Regions from separate parts of the Mus musculus genome. Here region 1 is linked to region 2. Evidence: chromatin contacts called from ENCODE Hi-C or POLR2A ChIA-PET data. All regions are on one chromosome and are shown on one strand. Each heading gives the region's core, a stretch centred on a gene start or an enhancer-like site at or near the end of the contact. The rest is flanking DNA. Distances are from core to core; before and after follow the strand shown.

The links. A loop is a pair of places that touch in the nucleus more often than their neighbours do. ChIA-PET counts read pairs that join two places held with the same protein, here RNA polymerase II (POLR2A).
Region 1: a map of heart shows a loop between it and region 2 (2.4-fold over the local background). The contact joins the promoter of Prr14l here to the promoter of Yes1 in region 2. A Hi-C loop is called at or near these places in 2 of 37 maps with a recorded cell type or tissue (both heart). POLR2A ChIA-PET finds 5 or more read pairs at or near these places in 1 of 5 experiments (embryonic stem cell).

The regions. Positions count from the first base shown.
Region 1 is chr5:32,850,177-32,856,265 of GRCm38, forward strand. Prr14l (proline rich 14-like) reads right to left here and starts at 4,054. Exons shown (of 11, transcript NM_194340.2): 1 at 3,917-4,054; 2 at 1,706-1,822.
Region 2 is chr5:32,608,835-32,614,966 of GRCm38, forward strand. It overlaps Yes1 (YES proto-oncogene 1, Src family tyrosine kinase), which reads left to right and starts at 2,337. Exons shown (of 12, transcript NM_001205132.1): 1 at 2,337-2,541. Gm10461 reads right to left here. Exons shown (of 2, transcript XM_030254958.1): 2 at 1-3,218. The coding sequence ends at 2,390.

The DNA.
Region 1 (6,089 bases), core at 2,804-5,303, 240 kb after region 2:
AGTTCCTGGACAGCCAGGGCTATACAGAGAAACCCTTTCTTAAAAAAAAAAAAAAAAAAAAAAAAAAGCAAAAGCAAAAACAAAAACAGAAAGAGAGAGAGAGAGAACAAACAAGTAACATGTTTATAAAATTCAACTTAAACCTTCTCAATGCTTATAACCAAGCTACTAGAGAAGAATATCAAGTCATTATCTAGTTTAAGTTTTGAGCAAAAATTAACCCATTAAGAATGACTCTTACCTGGCTGGAGAGATGGCTAGTCCAGAGGATCTGGGTTCCATTCCCAGCACCCACATGGAGGCTCACAACTGAATATAACTCCTGTTCCAGGTTATCTGATGCCCTCTTCTGGCCTCTCCAGGTGCCAGGCACACATATGGTACACAGACATATATGCAAGTGAAACACTCAAATACATAAAATAAAATATAAAGCCAGGCTGTGGTTGCACACATCTCCTGAGTGTCCCAGCACTCAGGAGACAGACAGATGGATCTCTGTAACTTCAAGGCCAGCTTAGTGTACAGAGTTAAGTTCCAAAACAACCACGGCTACATAGAGAAACCCGTCTCAAAAAAACAAAAAAATAAAATTTAAAAATCAATCTTAAATTACTCTTGCCATGTGTATAAATATGTATTATATTATTTTGGAAATGGATTTATTTTAGACGTTATAAAATAAGTGACATTTGTACAAAATATGAAGTAAAATTATTCTACTAAAAGATGATGTTCATAAAACAAGCCTGCCACCCCTATACCAGGGAAACACAAATTTCTAGACCAGTTGGGGCTACACAGTCTAATAACAGGTTATACAGGGAGACCCTGTCTCAAAACAAACCAAGTTTGTTTAAAATAAAACAAAACAAAACAAAAGGGAGGGTGAAGAAAAGGAGGAGGAAGAGAGAATATTTTTGAGCTGAGACTAAACTGACCTCCCACCTGTGTCAAATGCAAAGCTCTGTAGGGAGTTATTCAACCTTCTGGTGTCCAAGGCAAGAGCCAGTGTCCCTCCCTACTCTGACTCCATTCACTAGCTACAGGATCTCAAAGTCTTCAGTTTAAATGAACTTTCCTGGGCCTATTCTTTTCATGCAAAATGACCAAGCTAAAGTAATCCTGAGAAAACCCCAGGATGGAAAGGACAACCTCCCTCTTTTCCTTTCTGCTTCAGTATATAGAACAGACAGGTGTCAACCAGGGTACAGGGCTCAAGCTAACTCAAGCTAATGCCTTCCTTTAATAGGTGCTCAGGGGCACTTACGGCAATTTAGGAATACTATAGACACAAAGGTTTTCTTCAGCGTGTCTTTGGGTAATTGAACTCCTACCCTACCAAAAAATCAAAAACCTGACTAAAGCCAGTAAAGGTGGACCGTCACAACCCCCCACGTCATTAGAATGAATGTATTTTACCACGCTGCCCCAAATCCACAATGCCAACATGTCTCATCATTCAGCGTTTCCGCAAAACAATAGTTTTGGAAGCAAAACTTGATAGCAGTAAAGCAAGAAGAAAAAAGAAAAAAGGGAAAAACAAACAAAGAAAGCAGATCAGAAAAACTCCATGCCCCAATAATCCCTCCTCTTGAACTGGAATGTACAGACCCTGTTAACAACAGTGAGCACTGCCATGCTTGTGTCAAGAAACAAGACTCACAAGAATGATCACGCCCTGAGTTCACAGCACTCCTCTCACCTTGAGAAAAGGGCTTTCTTTTCCAAAGATTCAGATCCTGCAGCCAGCCCCTCCATAAGGGACATTCAGACACTGTATCCAATTCTTCCATGAGGGAATTTGGAGAAGAGGCCTCCTCTTGAGGGACAGAAAAAGAAGAATCTTTTACTAGGCCCTCCCTAGACCAGGAGTGGTGGCTCACACCAGTGGTTCTAACACTCAGGAAGAGGCCAACGCGAGAAGGCTGTGGAGGACAGACTGAGATACACAGTGAGTGTTAGGCCAGCTAGGGCTACATAGCTAGATCCTGTCTCAAAGGAAAAACAAACCACTAATCAAGATCTCAACACAAACTGAAAGCAAGACCAGGAAGAATATCATCACACGGGACCCAGCTCTTAGATGGGAAGTGTGTGTGCAGGGAATCTCTTAAGGCATCAAGGCTGTTTTCCTTTCCCTTTTTATTAACATGCAGAAAAAGCAATCCATCTCTCAACAGAGGCTTAAACTGAAAACGCTCTTGACGTCTACTGACAAAAGACACCACATATGAAAGACGTTCATGTATTTATCCAAGGGGGAGGGGTAGGAAGCCATCTACAACGCTTTACATACTGGAAAAGGACAGTCTTTTACTTTGGAGAGCTGGAGGCTGAAGAGGATGTGTAGATAAGGGGAAGGTTTGTTTTTTTGTTTTTTTTTTTTTGTTTTGTTTTTTTTTTTTTGCCAACAAAAGCAACTGAAGAGAGAGGAGATCTAGACAGATTTGGTGGACAAAGAACGTCTGGCTTCTGGCACCACGTTTCCTTCCCTCTTAAGACTCTTAATGAAGAGATGGAGGCAGGAAGATCAGAGGCTTGGCTACATAGCAAATCTGAAGCCAGCACAGCCTACATGAGAGCTTGTCTCAAAACAAAACATAAAGTGGCACATGGTGGTGCATGCCTGAACTAGGAGTGTCCTATAAAGTGAGAAAAGATTGGGGCAGAGGCAGGCGGATTTCTGAGTTCCAGGCCAGCCTGGTCTACAAAGTGAGTTCCAGGACAGCCAGGGCTACAGAGAAACCCTGTCTCAAAAAAAAAAAAAAAAAAAAAGATTATTGGGGGGACTAGAGGCTAGCCTTGACTACCTACCTAGTTTGAGCCCGAGCTATAAAAAAAAAATCCCTCAAATCAAAATAATAAACAGGTAAAGTGCTAACATGTTTCCAAAACTTACTATTTCTTTCCCTGATTTTCACCAAGGCTCTCTGTTAACTTAGGGAGTAGAGTACAGCAAGATCCAAAGTGAGAGGAAGAATACTGTATCTTAGGAGCAGGGAAAGCCTTTCTGGTGGAAAGAGGGTTGCAATTTGTGATGGAGGATACATTCATGCCAATAACAGTTTCTCTGAGGACATGACTTTTCTTTCTTAATATATCAATACTAACAACTGACCAAACGTTCACTGTGCACCAAGCATTTTCCACAAAAGTTCCCTTGAGCCCTCATGACAATTCAGAGAAAAAAAAGTACCCAGGTTAAGGATGGGCTGCAACTGACAGGGGATGAGGCAAGGTCATGAGGATGTTAAGTGGGAGATACAAACTTGCAAATATCACACTCCAAAAGAGGAGCAGCAGCTCAATCAATACTAAGAGACTTAATAAAAACACAAAAACCAAAGCTCCCTTGGTGGACATGACTGGGGGAAGGGGAGAAAAGCTGACTTACGATATCATAAATTCAGGGCCTCCCTCTATCTTGGGGTGAAAGTGAAAAATAAAGGATCGAGAGATCTGTTTCTTGCAGATAGGATACCTCTGTCACTTTTGGGAAAGTTGAGAACCTCCTTCACTTGGAAGACGCTGACCAAAGTGGGGGTCGCTCTTTTGAATAAAGAATTCCCCTTGGCACCATAAACGGGTCTCCCTTCGCTGACAAATCGACCAGAGCCGAGGAAAGGCGTATACCAACAAGGGGCGTCGTCCTCTCCAAGGAGAGAGAAGTTGGGGGTCCCCTGCAGATGAAGGTTGAATGGGAGCCTCCTTCCCCTGGAACCAGGACTCCGAGAAGCTGTTTTCTCCCAGGGACGTAGAGCCTGATCTCCTGGATGTCTGTGGGTGTTTGTCACTAACAGCACTGCTTCGGTGCCCTTCGGCTCCCTGAAAGGCTGGGGGCCCGGACCCCCTTTAGTCAGCACCGTCCGGCGGAGGACCCCCAGGCGGTCGTGGGACTGCCCAGGCCTCTTACCCTGTGGCCTCCTCCACGGCTCGTGCTCATCCCTCCACTTTGGCGTCGGCTGCCTCCGTCCCTGCTGTCCCCGCCGCCGCCAACTCTACCAGATCTTCGGGAGCCGAGGCCCGAGGGCGCTCCAGCTTCCACCGCTTCCACAGTGCCCTCCCCCCCCACCTACCGCACTTCCTCATCCGGGGCCAAAGCCAGCCATGCGGACGGGTCTCGATCCCGCCCCCGCACGGCGCGCGCGCAATCCGGAGGGCGGCTCTTCCCGGCTGGTACCTCCACCCTCCGCTAGCTCCAGACACGCTCAGCCCCGCCCCCACCGCGTTGACTCTTAAAGAGAAACACATCGTTCTACCCAGTTCCTGTCTCAGACTGTTACCAGTGCTATGGTCCATATCTCTGAGGTGGACAGATGCCACTCTAGGGCCCTGTCTGCTTCCATCCTGGCAGATTGTGGGACCTTCTAATAACTATAATCAAAGGTTTAGGTCACACCATCCTCCTATTGCTTCTAATCACACTGAAATTCAAAAGATAACCCAGGAAAGTATTTGATTACACTTTGATTTTGTTTCATTGCCTCTCTAGCATTGAAGGTACCTCATTTTATCTGTGTTGCCTGTTTCTTTCCATCCTTGTCTGTTTTCTTTAGGACTCTATATTCATAGCACCTAAAGAAGTGTCTGGAAGAAATTACAATGGACCTGGCATTCCTTTAATCCCAGCACTTGGGAGGCAAAGGCAGGCGGATTTTTGAGTTCAAGGCCAGCCTGGTCTACAAAGAAAATTGAAATTACCTTTTCTTTGATTAGGATCTGCAGAGGAAACCAAGGCTTGGCTGCACGCTCCTTTAACCCCAAAAAGGCAGAAGACAGCCTGGTTTACATAGGATTTGATTTGAGTCAGGATCTTACTTTTTAGCTCAGGCAAGTCTGAAACTTGCTATGTGTGCCAGTCTAGCCTCAACTCTTGACCTTCCTGCCTTGACCTTTTGGATAAAGGGAAAATAGGCATGTGCGACCATGCTTGGCTTATTCGTTTTCTTAAGTCACATGAAAGTATTATTCATCTTACTAAATTTTTATTTTTATCCTTTTATCTCCTCTCTCTCTCTCTCTCTCTCTCTCTCTCTCTCTCGATAGGAAATATTGCAATAGGGTTCTCCCTATGTAGTCCAGGCTGACTTGGAACTCACTATTTAGATGTGGCTCGCCATCTTTTTTCTTTTTTTTTTCTTTTTTTTTTTTAAGTAGCCTCTTAAAATCTATCAACTTTTTGTTTGGTTATTTTTAGTTTTGAAGATAGTTTCTCTTTGTAGCCCTGGCTGTACTGAAACTTGCTCTGTAGATGAGGCTGGTCTCACACTCAAGAGATCTGCCTGCCTCTGCCTCCCAAGTGCTGGGATTAGAAATATGTGCCCTAGGGCTGGTGAGATGGCTCAGTGGGTAAGAGCACCCGACTGCTCTTCCAAAGGTCCAGAGTTCAAATCCCAGCAACCACATGGTGGCTCACAACCATCCGTGACAGGATCTGACTCCCTCTTCTGGTGTGTCTGAAGACAGCTACAGTGTACTAACATATAATAATAAAATAAATCTTTAAAAAAAAAAAAGAAATATGTGCCCTACCACCTGGCTTTTTTCTTTAAAACATACCCCCCCCACACTTTTTTTTTTTTTTAACAATCTCTCACTCAGACTGGCCGCAAACTCTTCCAGTGATGGGATTATATATACCACCATGGGAACTTTTGCTTATCATGCAATGGGAGACCCCTTGGCCCATTCCCAAATCCTCTACTGTTTTACAATGCTTTTGCTTTCAAAATAAAACAAAACAAATATATTTTTATATATTTTTTGGAAAATACTGGAAACCTATAGCTTGTTTAGTTAAAGCTGGGGAAAAACTAAAAAAGGTTCTGTGATGCCAGACTTGGTGGCGCACACCTTTAATCCCAGCACTCAGATGGCAGAGGCAGGCAGATTTCTGAGTTGGAGGCAGCCTGATCTACAAAGTGAGTTCCAGGACAGCCAGGGCTATACAGAGATACCCTGCCTCGAAAAAAACCAAAAAACCAAACAAACAAACAAAAAAAGGTTCTGTGATTAACTAGAGGCATTAATGATTCAGTGGTCTTCATGATTAGAAGACACACAGCAGGGTTGGAGAGATGGGTCAG
Region 2 (6,132 bases), core at 1,087-3,586:
AGGTCCTGAGTTCAATTCCCAGCAACCACATGGTGGCTCACAACCATCTGTGATGAGATCTGACGCCCCTTCTGGTGTGTCTGAAAACAGCTACACTGTACTCACATAAAAATAAATAAATCTTTAAAAGGAAAAAAAAAAAAGAAAAGAAAAGTCTGTCTCGTAGTAGGGATGGTGGAGATCATACAGTGCATGGCTTCCCACTGTTGCAGGAAGAAAAACTCATTACCAGGACCTTAGTGAAGTGGGCAAATCTCTCCCCGAAAGCACTTTATTCTAAGCAAGAACATTTCCAGGCAGAATCATAGGTTCCATTGGTCATCATCAGTTCAACTTCTAATAATTCAAACTTCCAGCCAACTTTGATAAGTAAGAACACCTTAGTTTTAGAAATACCTAATATAGTTCAAATTTTCCACTGGCCTTCCCCTTCCTTCCTAGGGCTGATTTTCCCAGAAGTTTCAAGATAGGTCTTAACACACTGTAACATTGTGAAGAGGGATGCATGAGCCGACACTCACCTGACCATTTCAGAAACAGGGTTTTAGCTATGACTAGTTTCTATAACAACAAAATTTCCCAGCAAAATTTCCCAGATCCTGTCACCATCTTTAAGAATATTTCTAAAATAGCCATTAAATGTAACCTTTAAGTTGTAGGTGTATTTTTGATACTCTCTCCCTACCTTAAAGTACAGAAATTGTGTGTGATGGTACCTACTTGTAACCCCAGAAACTGGGAGGTAGAGACAGGAGAAGGAGGGGCTCAAAAATCATCCTCAGCTACACAGCAAGTTCAAAGCTATCCTGGGCTACACAAGACTCTGTCTCAAAAAAGCAAGCAAAGTAAAACAAAATAAAATATAAAACAAATTCAAAACAGGTTAGACTAACATTGAGAGGGTTTTTGTTTGTTGTCTTTTAAATTGGGAGAGTTTAGGGTCACAAATATATTTCTATTTTATCTGTAGGTTTAGAAAGGCAACAGCTCAAGTAACTAACGTTCTAGTTTCAAGAAAAAACTTGCTGGGCGGTGGTGGCGCACGCCTTTAATCCTAGCACTTGGTAGGCAGAGGCAGGGGGATTTCTGAGTTCGAGGCCAGCCTGGTCTACAAAGTGGGTTCCAGGACAGCCAGAGCTATACAGAGAAAAACAAAAAAACAAAAAAACAAAAAAAAAAAAAAAACAAAACAAAACAAAAAAACCCCTTAATGCACCAGTCAATGGCAAAATAAAGCACCGCGCTACATCACACATAGTTGTTCATGTGGATTCCCATTCCTTTCTCTGAAGAAACTTTTTAAAGCTGTGTGCATTTAAGTTGCTAAAGTACCAGACTACTGACGGAGTTGATATGTCAAAGATGATGCTGAATTTCTCTGAAAACCACAAAGGAAACCAACAGTCCCACATTAATACTTCGAATAACCCCACCAAAGAGGAAATACAAAAGGGAAATTAAGAGTGTGATAAGGCAGACGTGCCTTTAGCAGGAGTACTTCTAGATTGTCTTTTGACCCTCTCAATCTTGTACCTCAGTTCCTCCTAAACCCTTCCTTTTTCTACAAGGCAAGCAGAAAAAACGATGCAAGGCCTTCGGAGGGAAAACAAACAAAAAACCTTTCATCTTGACTTCTTCACTTCAAGGGGCCCAAACGTCAGCTTTCATAGCTGTCAAGAAGAGTCACAGTGCCTGTCCGGGTTCCCTATTACGAGGATCAAATACAATGCTGTCCCACTCTAAGTGAGAGCCACCATTCCTGGGAGAATTGCCAACACAACTCAGGTTCGGTTCTACTCGCGCGGCAAGGCTGGTTCGACCTACAGTCAACAGGAAGCTTCTGCGGCCAGACGAGAACCAAGGTGTCAGCACTGCCCTGATGGCTCACGCGGTTCGACTGTGATTTTACTATCAGTGACAAAGGGTGCGGAGGCACAAAGCTGAGAAATGAACAGTCAACCTTTCTCCAAAGAACCCCAACCCCGATCACCCTCCGAAAACAAAGCCCCACACCCCTCAGTGTTTCGGTGAGCCAGGCGGAGCCCCGCTTCGCCCGTTGCGGTAGTCGGCGTGCGGGCAAGGCAGGGAACCACATGCCGCTGCTGCTTTCTCCTCACGCCCCCTCGGGAGCACGCCTGACCCCTGGCGCCATGTTGGGCCGGCAGGCACGACACGGCCGGGCCTCCCAGCGGCCCGCGGACCCCGCGCAGAGCTCCCGCGCCGGAAGGCGCTCCCAGCAGACAGCAGAGCGCGAGTTCCGGTGAGCGGGCGCGCGCAGGTAGCCGCAACCCCCGCCCCGCGCGCGATCCGGAGCGGAGGGGCGGGGCCGGCGGCGAGAGGAGGAGAGAGGGAGGCCGCGGGGTGCGGGCGTCCGGGAGTTCCCTCCTCCTCAAGTAAAGCGTCCCGGGCCGGCTGCGCCGCCGTCGCTGCCTCCTGGCGCCCCGCGACCTGGAGGTGGAGAAGGGAGAGGGACCCGCGGGCGTCCACCTCGGCCGGCCGCCTTCTCCCCGCGGCGACCCGTGCGAGTGCGGCCGGACTCAGGTAAGCTCGCGGCGTGGCCTCGCGACGTAGGCAGCTGACCCGGACCGGGCAGCTCTAGGCCTCGGCATCCACCCTCCTGCTCCCGGGCTTCTCGAGGCGCCGCCGCCCCTGCCGCTGTCCGCCTACTGGTCCCGGAGTCTGGAAGTTGAGGAGAAACTTCTCCCCTCCCGCGGTCTGGCTGGCGGGCGTGAGTGTCTCGTCTCCTGGGCTCACTACCTGCTTGCCCAGTGCCTCGGTCTCCGCCCTGTCCAGTACTTCCCGATTCTGCGGGAGTCCGGATAGTGGTCCAGCCTATGTGGTGCCGCCGCTGCACCCTCCACCCCAAAGGACGTGGGGTCACTCCCGAATGAGGACCAGAGGGTAGGGCAGCGGCCCCTTCTCGTCCTAGCGGCTGGAGGTCTGTGTCGCCGGACGCCCGCAGCAACTGTCTGGAGCGAGGAGTGGAACTCGTGGAGCGAGCGGGTGAGCGGCGGGTTGTACTTGGTTTGATTGCAAACCACGACCTGTTTATAAAGTTTTCCTTTGTTTGGGTTTGAGGGTGTTGGGACGTGTTACAATCAGCGGCCACTTTTAAGTGCCTTGCCACTCCGCCTCCCCGTGAGTTCGGTTCTCTGTCCTCCTGTGTCAACGAAAATTTTGTTTGTGTTTTGCTTCTTGATAATTGCTTCCAGCTTTTGCTTTATTGGGCTTGAGAAAGAGTTGTTTTTAAAAAGTGGGAATATCGTTTCTGGTATAGGGATTGTGAATGGGGCATAGCGTAGTTTTGATGTAGTTATTCTTTGCATAAGTGATTGGAACAGCAGTGGAAATGACAGTTATCAAAGTAAATAAACGAAAAGTATGCAGTTGAAACATAACTTTGTACCTCTCTTGTGTGTTCCACAGCTGTGTTTTTTACATGTGATTTCACAGGATATTTCGGTATGGTATATTCATGTATTTCGTGTAAAATTACTGACCAAAATTGGCAATTGAAAGTGAGTTTAAACATCCTGTTAAATTTCTAAATTTAAATTACTCACTAATGAAAATGTTATTAAGTGTGCATGTGTGACTCAATTTAAGGCCAAATGTGTGCTACCTCTATTAACCAGCACAATGGTGTGGACTAGAAACATTTTGAGTGGGCAGATAGGGAGTGTTAAATTAAAAGCCAAAGTTCTTATATGCAACATATATGAGAGAGAATACAACTGTAGGAAAGTTGTTCTTCAGGAATTTTTTCCGCTTGCTAAATGCATTTAGCTATATCTTATTTTTGAATACCAGCAAAACCTCAGTGAAAATGTAGATGCTGGTTGACATTTCAGTAGGTCCTAAATTTAGGGGAGGGAGAAGATTGCCTTTGATTGAAACTTAGATACAAGACTGTTTATATTCCATATTTCCAGGATAAAATAAAAGCTTTTAAAATGTGTGCTTTGCCATAAAACTACGGTAATGTTATACCTTTAATTTTGTAGCTAGTTTTTGCTGACTTCACAAACCACAAAATTGACTCCTTTCTGTTCAACTGAAAGTGAAATTACAGCCTTGACCTGTCTTCTTGGGATAGGTGTGAAATTTATCTCATGGCCAAAGGATAATATTAATATATAGTCAAAAATTGTTTTTAGTTGAAGAAATTCTCAAAAAAACCCATTGTCTTTGCAAATAAAATTTTATTTCATTGCATATATAAATAAAAGAATATGCTAAAAGAGTAGTGAAATATTACTACTTGTATACTTGTTTAAATCCTTGTTTACTTACAGTTCAAATTTGCATAGTTCTAACAGTAATAGCATACTACTGTGGGTAATTTAAAAAAATATATTTTATTTATATAAGTACACTGTCGCTGTCTTCAGACACCAGAAGAGGGCATCAGATCCCATTACAGATGGTTGTGAGCCACCATGTGGTTGCTGGGAATTGAACTCAGGATCTCCGGAAGAGCAGTCAATGCTCTTAACTGCTGAGCCAACTCTCCAGCCTTGGTAATTTTTAAAAAAAATATATTGAGCTTCCAATTTAGTGGTTCAGGTTGGTGTGAGCATCATTTATTAGTCTTATTACTTATTACCATTGTTTAGGAAAGAAACCTGAGCAGATTTTTTTTTTTTTTTTTTTTTTTGAAGAGCATTGCTAGGTTCTGATGTCTAGGGATGCAAATTTAAGTGATAAAACTATTAAAAAAAAAACTACAAGGAAGTGATGCTTCTATCCTTGGGGTCTTGGAGGTGTTAGTTTTAATTTAATTTATGAGCTCATACATTTGTGTGTTTGTTACCTGGGTTTTATATTTTACATAAAAATATTTTTAAGAAGCCTGAATGTAATGCAGTATAGAAGGTGCTTAGGTTAAGTTAATAATTTTCAAGATAATCTGGTTTCCTGTCACATCCTTTAATCTTTTCCCTGTTGATTAAAAATTTTAGTCATTGGTGTCTAGCTTAAGGGCACTCCCTGGGCTCTTCTTTGCTAACAGGTTTAGACTTCTTGCATCATAAATATCATATACTAGTTTGTGTGTGAAAATACCACACACACACACACACACACACACACACTCACACAAAAAAATCTAATAAAAAAAAGTTAAAAAAAAAGAAAATACCACACACTTCCAAATGTTCTTGATTTTTATGTTATTTTAATGTTCTGAGAGGTGTTATGTGTTATTAATTTTAAATATAAATAGTAAATAGAAAGTAATCAAAATGTTTATTGAATGGATAGGTGTTCTTTTATCAGGTACCTACCTTTCAGAAAATCAGGTACCATGACAAAACTGACATAGCAAGAGTTGACTTTCATTCATTTTTTTTTCCTTAAAGCAATAATGCTTCAAATAAGAACAATTCAGTGTCAGTTTTAACATAAGATTTTTCATTGTGTAGTGATTTTCCCTTTAATTACACTTTATGAGGTTTGTAGAGTCTGAAGCAATAATATACTTTTGTTACAGAAGGAAGCAATGACAATGGTGTTTCAGAGACAGAGTGGTTGCCTGAGGCCGCTTTAGTTATTCTGTGTAGTTGCTTGCTGTTTTAGCTGTTGGTTTTGTTACTTTATGTTGATGTAATGGAGCGCTGAAGAAGAGATTGCATCTGTGCCAAGTTCATGTCACAGGAACTTTGCCTCATTGTAAAGGCAATGTTTGTGATTCTGTCCTTGTGTGCATATTTACAGGAAATTTTAGTAAGATCTTCCATTGTTCAGAGAGCTACATGGCTAGGTCACCTTTGGTTCACATTTAAACTTACTTATACTAAAGATACAAGTCCTCTAGCAAAAGCCCTAACTGCTTCTCTTCAGAGGAAATAATCTGTTCCTATTAAAGTGTGTTGGTGTCTTACCAGCACTGTGTACAGCCACTTATGTATGACTACAATCGGGTATATATTTTCTTTTTTCTTCTCTCAGCTGCTCCAGTGCCACAATTAGCTGAGTATTGCTCAGCTGCAGCTGCTGGGTGATTATGAGCCATCCAGCTCCTGTCTAAACTCAGAGACAGATTTAGCAAAGGAGCTATAGTAACAGCCGAGATAGAAAGGGAAGAGCCAGTGCTGCTGCCAGTATCATTTGAGCAAGTCTGTGCCAAGGGAT